Regions from separate parts of the Homo sapiens genome. Here regions 2 and 3 are each linked to region 1. A link is a contact called in ENCODE Hi-C or POLR2A ChIA-PET data. All regions are on one chromosome and are shown on one strand. The core of a region is the stretch at or near the end of the contact, and the rest is flanking DNA. Distances in the headings are between cores, read along the strand shown.

The links. A loop is a pair of places that touch in the nucleus more often than their neighbours do. ChIA-PET counts read pairs that join two places held with the same protein, here RNA polymerase II (POLR2A). Pooled maps may share reads with other maps.
Region 2: a pooled map shows a loop between it and region 1 (5-fold over the local background). The contact joins the promoter of RANGRF here to the promoter of TP53 in region 1. A Hi-C loop is called at or near these places in 3 of 37 single-sample maps with no recorded cell type and 9 of 50 pooled maps. POLR2A ChIA-PET finds 5 or more read pairs at or near these places in 4 of 52 experiments (CD4-positive, alpha-beta T cell, activated B cell, activated CD4-positive, alpha-beta T cell and 1 more).
Region 3: a map of OCI-LY7 shows a loop between it and region 1 (10-fold over the local background). The contact joins the promoter of KRABD2 here to the promoter of TP53 in region 1. A Hi-C loop is called at or near these places in 4 of 168 maps with a recorded cell type or tissue (B cell, CD8-positive, alpha-beta T cell, OCI-LY7 and 1 more) and 10 of 50 pooled maps. POLR2A ChIA-PET finds 5 or more read pairs at or near these places in 3 of 52 experiments (MCF 10A, OCI-LY7 and naive thymus-derived CD4-positive, alpha-beta T cell).

The regions. Positions count from the first base shown.
Region 1 is chr17:7,685,679-7,689,300 of GRCh38, forward strand. It overlaps TP53 (tumor protein p53), which reads right to left and starts at 1,812. Exons shown (of 11, transcript NM_000546.6): 1 at 1,699-1,812. WRAP53 (WD repeat containing antisense to TP53) reads left to right here and starts at 2,799. Exons shown (of 11, transcript NM_001143992.2): 1 at 2,799-2,883; 2 at 2,970-3,401; 3 at 3,546-3,622. The coding sequence starts at 2,971. RefSeq lists a silencer at 173-232 and enhancers at 533-662, 682-1,229, 693-742, 703-1,902, 2,701-2,750.
Region 2 is chr17:8,286,262-8,290,140 of GRCh38, forward strand. RANGRF (RAN guanine nucleotide release factor) reads left to right here and starts at 2,409. Exons shown (of 5, transcript NM_016492.5): 1 at 2,409-2,604; 2 at 2,695-2,811; 3 at 2,997-3,153; 4 at 3,242-3,327; 5 at 3,552-3,826. The coding sequence starts at 2,528. The coding sequence ends at 3,675. SLC25A35 (solute carrier family 25 member 35) reads right to left here. Exons shown (of 5, transcript NM_001320870.2): 5 at 3,800-3,879. RefSeq lists enhancers at 2,072-2,301, 2,662-2,781, 3,062-3,131 and a silencer at 2,862-2,911.
Region 3 is chr17:8,374,725-8,378,561 of GRCh38, forward strand. It overlaps KRABD2 (KRAB domain containing 2), which reads right to left and starts at 1,980. Exons shown (of 2, transcript NM_001304947.3): 1 at 1,176-1,980. It overlaps RPL26 (ribosomal protein L26), which reads right to left. Exons shown (of 4, transcript NM_000987.5): 4 at 2,792-2,968. The coding sequence ends at 2,840. RefSeq lists an enhancer at 1,619-2,170 and a silencer at 1,915-2,114.

The sequences.
Region 1 (3,622 bases), core at 562-3,061:
CAAGTAATCCGCCCGCCTCGGCCTCCCAAAGTGCAGGCGTGAGCCACAGCGCCCAGCCTGATTCCATTCTATATGAAGTTCTCCAACAGGCAAAATGGTTATGGAGATCAAAATAAAGGTGGGGTCGGGAATCGACTGGGAAGAGACGTGATGAAACGTTTCTGGGACGATGAAAAGGGTCTGTGACTTGGTAGGCATCACGGAGCGGTTAGGGGCCAAAACTCATCTTCCTGTGCACTTGCTGTGTGCACTGGCGCTGTGTGTAAATGCCACCTCGATTTAGGAAAAAGATGACGTAAGTACGGCACAAAGTGGCCGGTACGCGGCAGGTGCATGGGAAGAAACTGCGGAATGAAACAACCGCGAGCTAAGAGATGGGGCAGCGGGAGAAATGAATTCGAGTTCCGCCTCCTACCAGGAAGAACCGGCTCGGGCCGGAGGGCTGCACGGAGGACCACACGGACGCCTGCGGGCCCGCCCCTTCCGCTTCACGACGTTCAGCCTGCGTCTGGAACTGGAATGGCCTAGCCCAAAGCTAGATAACAGGTAGATTGTTTTTCCGACAAATTATCAAACGACCCATCATTGCACTCTTTCAAAATTTGATTCTCAGACGTACCCATTCTTTTTTTTTTTCCTCCGGGAAGATGAGATATACTCATTCTTGAAAATACCTCCGGGCTTGCCTTCTGCACACTTCTTTCCCTCCCTGTCTCACGCCATGGTAGCGTCCGCCTAGGTTGCAGGCGACCCGCGGGGTGGGGCACACCATTCAAAGAAGGGGAGGGATTGAGGTTTGCATCAAAACAAATACCCCTGCCTTTGCAAAGGCCATAACTAAGTAATCCAGAAAAAGAAATGCAGGCGGAGAATAGCAGCCTCCCTCTGCCAAGTAAGAGGAACCGGCCTAAAGGACATTTTCTCTCTCTCTCCTCCCCTCTCATCGGGTGAATAGTGAGCTGCTCCGGCAAAAAGAAACCGGAAATGCTGCTGCAAGAGGCAGAAATGTAAATGTGGAGCCAAACAATAACAGGGCTGCCGGGCCTCTCAGATTGCGACGGTCCTCCTCGGCCTGGCGGGCAAACCCCTGGTTTAGCACTTCTCACTTCCACGACTGACAGCCTTCAATTGGATTTTCTCCATCTAGCGGAGCCGGGGGCTGCCTGGAAAGATCGCTCCAGGAAGGACAAAGGTCCGGAAGTTGTGGGACCTTAGCAGCTTGGGCTCCCCGGATCACCCCCAAATGATCATTTCGGAATGGAGCCCCAGTTTTCACTAGGATGCCATGGGCTCTAAAATATACAGCTATGAGTTCTCAATGTTTCGAGATCCAAAAGTCTCAGACCTCAATGCTTTGTGCATCTTTTATTTCAGGGATTCCCTACGCCCAGCACCGGGTGGATGTGCAAAGAAGTACGCTTTAGGCCGGCTCAAGGTTCCCCAAAGCTCCACTCCTCTGCCTAGGCGTTCAACTTTGAGTTCGGATGGTCCTAACATCCCCATCATCTACACCCAGGTCTCCCAACAATGCAACTCCTATGATGATCCCTCTAGCCAAGCTTCCATCCCACTCACCCCCAAACTCGCTAAGTCCCCACTGCCCCACCCCCAGCCCCAGCGATTTTCCCGAGCTGAAAATACACGGAGCCGAGAGCCCGTGACTCAGAGAGGACTCATCAAGTTCAGTCAGGAGCTTACCCAATCCAGGGAAGCGTGTCACCGTCGTGGAAAGCACGCTCCCAGCCCGAACGCAAAGTGTCCCCGGAGCCCAGCAGCTACCTGCTCCCTGGACGGTGGCTCTAGACTTTTGAGAAGCTCAAAACTTTTAGCGCCAGTCTTGAGCACATGGGAGGGGAAAACCCCAATCCCATCAACCCCTGCGAGGCTCCTGGCACAAAGCTGGACAGTCGCCATGACAAGTAAGGGCAAGTAATCCGCCTGCCGGAGGAAGCAAAGGAAATGGAGTTGGGGAGGAGGGTGCAGAGTCAGGATTCTCGCCGACCTGGTGCCGTAGATACTAACATTTTGGGGTGGAAAATTCTGCAAGCCAGAGCTGTGAGGGCAGAATTGGTGGAAATCATTTTGGAGGAATCCTGCATTGTGTCAAATATGAAGGGTGGAAGGAAGAAAGCTTTTGCGTTTGCTCTCAGCTGGATCCTTTCTTCTCATCAGTTAAAATGTCATTTTTTAGGAAGGCTTTCCGTAATATCACACCCTAACGTTTTCTCCCAGATACTTTATATCACACCATCTTATTTAATCTCCTTCACAACCCTTATCACTCTGATAAGATTTATTTGTTCATTGCTTTCAGTACATGGAAACGTAAGCCTTATGAGGATATAGAATTTTTCTACTATCTTATTCATTGTTGTATTCCTGAGTGCCTATATCAGTGCTGGGTAGCAAGTAAGAGCTCGATAATAAATATTTTTTGAATGAGGGAGACAGGTCTGAAGCCTGGAGAATGAGATGCAGAAGAGGTGCAAGACCTGCTGCGCCCTCTGCAGGCGGCGGGGGGGCGGTGCAGGTGCTTTAAGAATTACCGCGGGACTCGGTAGGGGGAGCGTAGGCGCTTCTCGCCAAGATAGAAGCGTTCAGACTACAACTCCCAGCAGCCACGAGGAGCCCTAGGGCTTGATGGGAACGGGAAACCTTCTAACCTTTCACGTCCCGGCTCCGCGGGTTCCGTGGGTCGCCCGCGAAATCTGATCCGGGATGCGGCGGCCCAATCGGAAGGTGGACCGAAATCCCGCGACAGCAAGAGGCCCGTAGCGACCCGCGGTGCTAAGGAACACAGTGCTTTCAAAAGAATTGGCGTCCGCTGTTCGCCTCTCCTCCCGGGAGTCTTCTGCCTACTCCCAGAAGAGGAGGGAAGCACAGGTGGGTTTCTTTAGCTCTGCGTCGGATCCCTGAGAACTTCGAAGCCATCCTGGCTGAGGCTAATCTCCGCTGTGCTTCCTCTGCAGTATGAAGACTTTGGAGACTCAACCGTTAGCTCCGGACTGCTGTCCTTCAGACCAGGACCCAGCTCCAGCCCATCCTTCTCCCCACGCTTCCCCGATGAATAAAAATGCGGACTCTGAACTGATGCCACCGCCTCCCGAAAGGGGGGATCCGCCCCGGTTGTCCCCAGATCCTGTGGCTGGCTCAGCTGTGTCCCAGGAGCTACGGGAGGGGGACCCAGTTTCTCTCTCCACTCCCCTGGAAACAGAGTTTGGTTCCCCTAGTGAGTTGAGTCCTCGAATCGAGGAGCAAGAACTTTCTGAAAATACAAGCCTTCCTGCAGAAGAAGCAAACGGGAGCCTTTCTGAAGAAGAAGCGAACGGGCCAGAGTTGGGGTCTGGAAAAGCCATGGAAGATACCTCTGGGGAACCCGCTGCAGAGGACGAGGGAGACACGTAAGTGGTGATGGCAGTGGAGTGTGGAGTCTGGGGAGATGAAGTGTGAGGTCGATCTGTCCTCTGGTCCTGAGACCCACTTCTCCAGGCCTCTGCCCCCTTTGCTTGGCGACCCAGGTTTATTGTCCCCCATCTTCCTTTCAGCGCTTGGAACTACAGCTTCTCCCAGCTGCCTCGATTTCTCAGTGGTTCCTGGTCAGAGTTCAGCACCCAACCTGAGA
Region 2 (3,879 bases), core at 1,159-3,658, 600 kb after region 1:
TTTTTGTATGTTTAGTAGAGACAGGGTTTGACCATGTTGGCCAGGCTGGTCTAGAACTCCTGATCTCAGGTGATCCACCCACCTGGGCCTCCCAAAGTGCTGGGATTACAGGTGTGAGCCACGGCGCCTGGCCCCCCAACAGCATTTTAGAGATGAGGAAATGAGACTCAGAGAGGAGTCTGATGGCTATAGTAAGAAATGAGGAGTCAAGCTCCTTAGTGTGCGCTACAAAAACCCTGCACACCTGACTGTGTTTGCAGCTCCCTGCCACCCATTCCCATCCTACCCTCCCTTGCCAAACAGATACACTTGCTTTCTCCAAAATATGCCCTCTCATCTCCAAGTTTTTGCTCCTGATGTTCCCCCAGCTAGAATACCCCTAGGATGTCCTACTGAATTCTGAGTCAAACTTTAAGACTCAAAGTATGGGCCAGGCATGGTGGCGCATGCCTATAATCCCATCACTTTGGGAGGCCAAGGCAGGAGGATCACTTGAGACCAGAAGTCCGAGACCAGCCTGGGCAACACAGTGAGACTCCATCCCTAAAATAAAACACACACACACACACAAAAATTACCGGAGCATGGTGGTGCATGCCTGTAGTCCCAGCTACTCAGGAGGCTGAGGCAGGAGGATGGCTTGAGCCCACAAGGTTGAGGCTGCAGTGAGCTACGACTGCACCACTACAGTCTAGTCTTGGCAACAGTGAGACCGCCTCTCAAAAAAAAAAACAAAAAAAGACTCAAAGTGTGCTCCACTGTTCCTTCAGTGAGGCATCGGGGGCTGTGTCCTAAATGTCTTTGTATCTCCAGCCCTTCACATTAGGGCCTGGCAAGGTAAGAGACCAATAAATATGTACCCTTTGGCTTCATTTCACTAAGTCATTAGGGTCCAGAGGTATGGTCAGCACTTGGAACCCTGTGGAATGGCCTCAAGATCAGAGTCCTCTTGCCCAATTCTTGGCTGGGAAGTAGGTGACATCTAGAATCCATGAGGGTATGGGTGATCTCCTGGGTTCCAGACATTTGCATTGAGTTTATTCAATCACTTAACAATATATATTAGGTCTGGGCTGGGCACGCTGGCTCACGCCTGTAATAATCCCAGCACTTTGGGAGGCCAAGGCAGGCGGATCATCTGAGGTCGGAAGTTCGAGACTCACCTGACCAACATGGAGAAACTCCATCTCTACTAAAAATACAAAATTAGCTGGGTGTGGTGGTGCATGCCTGTAATCCAGCTACTTGGGAGGTTGGGGCAGGAGAACAGCTTGAACCCAGGAGGCGGAGGTTGCAGTGAGCCAAGATCATGCCATTGCACTCCAGCCTGGGCAACAAGAGTGAAACTCCATCTCAAAAACAAAACAAAACAAAAAAACCCAATATATATCAGGTCTGTTATGCTCTAAACACCGTGCCGGGTGCTGAGGATCAAAGATGAATAGAGAAATGAACTGAAATGATATAGTGAAGTTAAAACTTAAAGAACACAACAAATCTGTAAAAGACAAACAAAAGAGGGTTTAATCTGTGCTTCTGTCCAGGTGTGTGGAGCTGGGGGTGGGGTTGCACCTGCCCGGGAGCATTCCCAAGGCAAATATTTGAGAGGAATTAGATTTCTAATACCCAGGTTGGCTCTCACTTTCAGGAAGATGTGAGACCTGAATCCTAACCTGGACGCATTGTTCCCCTAATTCCCAGCAGCAGATCTATGAATTAGCGGTCTGGGTGGCAGCCCATTCTTCTTTCAGAGGCCCAGAACACCGTGAAACTATGCTTTCCTGACTCAAGAGACCCTACCTAGACGTGGGCCCCTTTGACGAGCACCTGCCCCTCAGGAGGGTCTCAGGCGACCTTCTTGGAAGGTGTGACCACTTGAAAAGGACGAGGAGGCCAGGCGCTGTGGCTCTCGCCTGTAATTCCAGCACTTAGGGAGCCGAGGCGGGAGGATCGCTTGAGTCCAGGAGTTTGAGGCCAGCCTGGGCAAGATTGGGAGACACTCCCCACCCCGCCCCATTTCTACAAGTAATTAAAAATTTAGCCGGGCGTGGTGGCGGGAGCAGGAGCCACTCAAGAGGCTGAGGCAGGAGTATCACTTGAGTCCTGGAGGTGGAGACTGCAGTGAGCGGTGATCGCGCCACTGCATTACAGCCTGGGCGACACAGCGAGACCTGTCAATCAATCAATCAATCAATCAATCAAGAGGAGGCTGGCGGGAGCATGCTCGTGACCACCGGGGGCGACATAGACCCTAACCCTAAGTCCAACCCCAAGGCAGACCCCACCGTCCCGCCAGGCGCACTCCTAAGAGCGCGGCTTCCGGAGCAAAGCCGCTGACCCCCGCCCCCAGGGTCTTGGCGCCGATTGGCCAACGAGAGCGCAGGGCGGAGCCAAATCTTAAAGGATCCGGGAGCTAAGCCAGACCCGGGTGGCGGTGGCAGCTGCGAAACCCAGGGAGCCGATGCCACGTGACCCAATGTGGACTTCTTTTAAACCTTTCTAATGCCCATAACCCAGCCTCAGACCCATGGAGCCCACGAGAGACTGCCCGCTGTTCGGGGGCGCCTTTTCCGCCATCCTCCCCATGGGGGCCATTGACGTAAGGTGAGAAGGCCGGGGCGCCCAGGGGCGGCTGACTGGGTGGGTTGTGGGAAGAGACCGGGGTCAACCAGGGTCTGCCTCGCCTCACTCCAGCGACCTCCGACCGGTCCCGGACAATCAAGAAGTTTTCTGCCATCCCGTGACGGACCAGAGCCTGATAGTGGAACTTCTCGAGCTGCAGGCCCACGTACGGGGCGAAGCGGCTGCGCGGTGAGGGAATGGCCCCCGGCTGGCCAATGGCAGGGGCGGGGTCGGACCAGTGGGCGGGGCCCGCGGCCGACGGTTAATCCGGGCGGTGAGACCACGCACGGGCCGGGAGCCAGGCCTGCAACTTAAAGATGCTCCCGGGGAGGCGACCAGAGATGTCCCTTCCTGACCCCGCTTCCCTACTCCAGGTACCACTTTGAGGATGTTGGTGGCGTGCAGGGGGCTAGGGCTGTCCATGTGGAGTCTGTTCAGCCTCTCAGTTTGGAGAACCTGGCCCTGAGGGGCCGCTGTCAAGAAGCCTGGGTCCTCTCTGGCAAGCAGCAGATAGCTAAGGAAAACCAGCAGGTGAGGGCCCGAGAGTGTGTAATGTCCTGGAAGGGCGGTAGCGGGGACGCAGAGATCCAGGTAAGCATCCTGACTCTGATCCCCTTAGGTAGCAAAGGACGTGACACTTCATCAGGCCTTGCTGAGGCTGCCCCAGTACCAGACTGATCTCTTGCTTACCTTCAATCAGCCCCCGTAAGGAGGAAGGAACGGGCGGGTATCTCATGACTGGGTTCCCAGGAGAATCGGGCTGGGAGGGACAGAACAGGGAGACTCACTGGTGGGATCCTCCAAGGAAGCAGGAGTGGGCCAGAGGTTTGGGGTAACTGATACCCAGGTCCTCTGGGGAACAGGAATTGGCAATTTCCAAACCTCAGGCCTGGATGATGTTCTGTCTCCATCTGTTCCCCCACCCCAAGCCCTGACAACAGGTCATCTCTTGGCCCCGAAAATCTGTCACCTGCACCCTGGAGCCTGGGTGACTTTGAACAGCTGGTGACCAGTCTGACCCTTCACGATCCTAACATCTTTGGTCCCCAGTAAAGGCGCTGAAGCACTGCATGATGTTGCTGAGAACTTGGGGACTCGGTTCTGTGAGGGGGAAAAGAGGTTGAAAAGAGGGTTTCCTCTTATTTCTTCCCTGTGCGTAAACATAAGACAATCCCTCTTCAGAATAAACTTGCTTTATAATCAATATAATCTCTGTGCCTTTGAATCTAACAGGACACCTGGGTCCCAGACGCCTGG
Region 3 (3,837 bases), core at 730-3,229, 690 kb after region 1:
TTACAAGGTCAGGAGATCGAGACCATCCTGGCTAACACGAGGAAACCCCGTCTCTACCAAAAATACAAAAAATTAGCTGGGCATGGTGGCGAGCGCCTGTAGTCCCAGGAGGCTGAGGCAGGAGGATGACATGAACCCGGGAGGTGGAGCTTGCAGTGAGCCGAGATCGTGCCTCCGCACTCCAGCCTGGGCGACAGAGCCAGACTCTGTCACAAAAAAAAAAAAAAAAAAAAAAAAAAATTCAATGTTTCACCTATATTTACAGATTGGGAGATTTCACATAAATCTCGATTTCTTTCTTTTTTGAGACAGAGTTTTGCTCTGTCATCCAGGCTGGAGTGCAGTGGCGCGATCCCGGCTCACTGCCAGCTCCGCCTCCCGGGTTCACGCCATTCTCCTGCCTCAGCCTCCCGAGTGGCCGGGACTACAGGCACCTGCCACCAGGCCCAGCTAATTTTTTGTATTTTTACTAGAGATGGGGTTTCACCGTGTTAGCCAGGATGGTCTCGATCTCCTGACCTCGTGATCCACCCGCCTCTGCCTCCCAAAGTGCTGGGATTACAGGCGTGAGCCACTGCACCCAGCCTCGATTTCTGGCTTTCTTGAAAAGGCAACATTCTGGCTGCACTGGCGGCATTGCTGCCTGGCAATAACTGGCTGTGATGGAGAGGCGGCATCTTCCTTTGGATCAAGCTTGTCCAACCTGTGGCCTGTGGGCTGCACGCAGCCCAGGACGTCGGGACCTACTAACCTATTCATCTTACTTGCCCACTCCTGCACATTTCTAAGCTTTCAATATCTTTTTTCTTTCATTTTTTTTTTTTTTGAGAGGGTAGGGTCTCACTTTGTCACCCAGGCTAGAGTACAGTGGCATGATCACGGCTCCCAGGGTCAAGGCATCCTCCTACCGCAGCCTCCCAAGTAGCTGGGACTACAGGCATGCGTCACCAGACCCAGCTAATTTTTTCTTTTCTTTCTTTTTTTTTTTTTTTTGTAGAGACGGGGTCTCATTATGTTGCCCGAGGCTTCAGTATCTTTTCCAAAGCAACATGAAAGAAATGTGACCGTAAATCAATCAGCTTCTTGGTGTGATCTATGTGACGGCTAGGTGATAAACGAGTTGGTCAGAGAAAACTGGAAATATTTCCAAAGCCATGTTTACTCCCTTCACCCACCTGTGAGTCTTCGCCTTGGCTGTTTCCGACTCGGAATGTCCTCGCATTGATCCTCCCAATCACAGCCAGCTGAAACCAGCCTCCTTCCTGACGTATTCAGTAACTTTAGCTGATTGCCATCTCTCCTTCATCTCAACAACCTGTACCACACTCACTGGAGCACTTCGCTTTGCATCTTTAGTCGACCAGTTCAGATATATACAACCTATAAGGTAGGGACGGAGGCTTCTACCTGCCTGTACCCCCTTTGGAGGGCCCACGAATACAGAGCTGAGCACAAAAGATGTTTAAAGGACATTTTGTCAAAAATGTCGCTTACAGGTAGGTCGTTATTAGCAAGGTAGAGCAGCGGTACGGCCGAGTCTACGCTTGGGAATTCATTTGCTGACTCTTATCATTTACTGACTAAAGCAAAGTTACTGAGGCCTCAGTTTCCTCATCTACAACCCGGGGAGATGACCAGTACCCATCACAATCGATTGCTATGAAGATTCAATGATAATGCAGATAAGGCACTTAATACAGTGTCCCCTCACCGTCCACACCACACGGGCACGCCCGCTTATTCCTGAGGACCGGGCTGGGATGTCGCCTCCTTTGTGTAGCCTTCCTACCCTGACTTCGCAGACTGCTCCCACCGCCTGGATCCATGCCCGTCCACCCGCCAGCTCAGGGCTGAACGGCTGAGGCGGGCGCGCGGTGGAGAAAAGAGCTGCAGACTGAGGAAGGTCAGGAAGGAGAAAGGGACACACCAGACGCGGCGTCTGAATCCCCCTCCACCCAGAGGCCCCCGAGCAGCAACTCCGCCCCACCTCCCGCCCGCTCCGCCGGAAGCCGGTCAGCGCCAGCCGGAAGCCCCGCCCCCTAGAGGCACCGCGGACACCGTGCAGCGCTGTTCACCCAGATGCCAGCTGTGACCTTGGCTAAGCCAGTGACTTAACTCGGGCCCGTTCCCCATTCCCACGTTGTTGCCAAGTCTCCAGCCTGGAAAGTAAACGGGCTTCAGGTGTCCTGTTTAGATGCTTAAAATGAGGAACGGCAGGAGCACACACACTGCTGCCACCTCACACCTTTTCACTTCATCCTGACGAAGCTGCAGTTTAGTTTATATTTTAACTCAAAGACGTGTTAGGTTTTGGTTTGATGGCACTCATCCAGCACTTGTGCAGAAAACAAGGTAAAGGGGGCCCATGGGTCTATCAGATAACCTGAACCCGAGACCTCTCAATCTGGAGGAACAGCTTGAAGAAGTCATCTAGAAGCTATAAAGTCACAGAAGCTTCTTATCCTATTGAAAGCAAGACTTCCTATCCAATGGCAATACAAACTTTTACGCAGTAAGGTAAAAAATATAGCCTGTCCATATAGCAACCTATCCATAGTAAGCAAGTTAAAAGACAGGTTCAAGAGGAAGTGTTTCCAACTAGCTTTTCTTGTAGGCCTTCTTCTTCTCAATGACACCCCTCCAGCTTCTGATATATCCTCAAATGCTGCTGCCCACTATAAAAAAAATCTCATCAGTCCTGATTTCAGAAAAATTTTAGACCAACAAATCAGAGGTAAGAGACTGATCCACTGAAAACTAGGGAGTGTCCTAAATCACCACACACAAAACACAGGCTCTTTGTTTCAAGTTTTAATCAAAGCTTGTATATAAGATTACTTTATTCCTGCATCTTCTCAATGGTTTCTTCCTTGTATTTGCCCTTTTCCTTTCCTACTTGGCGAGATTTGGCTTTCCGTTCGAGGATCTTTTTGCGGTCTTTGTCCAGTTTTAGCCTAGTGATAACCACCTGCAGAAAAATAAGAAAAAAACACTCCCAAGCTTTAAATAATCACTAAAACACAAGGGAAAGCCCAACATTCAATACCATTTCCCAAACCTGGGGTAGGTGGATGCCTAATAAGAAAAGATTTTAACTTTTAAAAAACTCCAGAAATCACTCTTTAGCCATCAAACCTGGCTTATTTACTAATTTCCTACCAACAAAGGAGAAAAGGCAAGATGGTATCAGTAATTCTTAAAGCCTCTTCTGTGCTTCATTATAAGATTTGTTTCTTTTTCACTGAGAAATATATGATTCTGCTCTTCTCACTACAGTTTTACAAGCTGTCATATACAAATATATTTGTTTCCAAAGTAACTTCAGGCTGGGTGCGGTGGTTCATGCCCCCAATCCCAGCACTTTGGGAGGCAGAGGCAGGCGGATCACCTGAGGTCAGGAGTTTGAGACCAGTCTGGCCAACACGGTGAAACCCCTTCTCTACTAAAAATACAAAAATTAGCTGGGTATGGTGGCACATGCCTGTAATCCCAGCTACCTGGGAGGCTGAGGCAGGAGAATCTCTGGAACCCTGGGGGGGCGGAGGCTGCAGTGAGCTGAGATGGTGCTATTATTGCACTCCAGCCTGGGCGATCAATCGAGACTCCATCTCAAAAAACAAACAAGTAACAAAACAGCAGGGTGTGGTGAATGCCTACTCAGGAGGCTACTGCGGGAGAATCGCTTGAACCCAGGAAGCAGAGGTTGCAGTGAGCTGAGATCGCACCATTGCACTTCCAGGCTGGGCGACAAGAGCAAAACTCTGTCCAAAACAAAAAAAACCCCACCCCCAAACAGAAAAATAATAAAGTAACTTCAGAATTTTAATGCTAGAAATT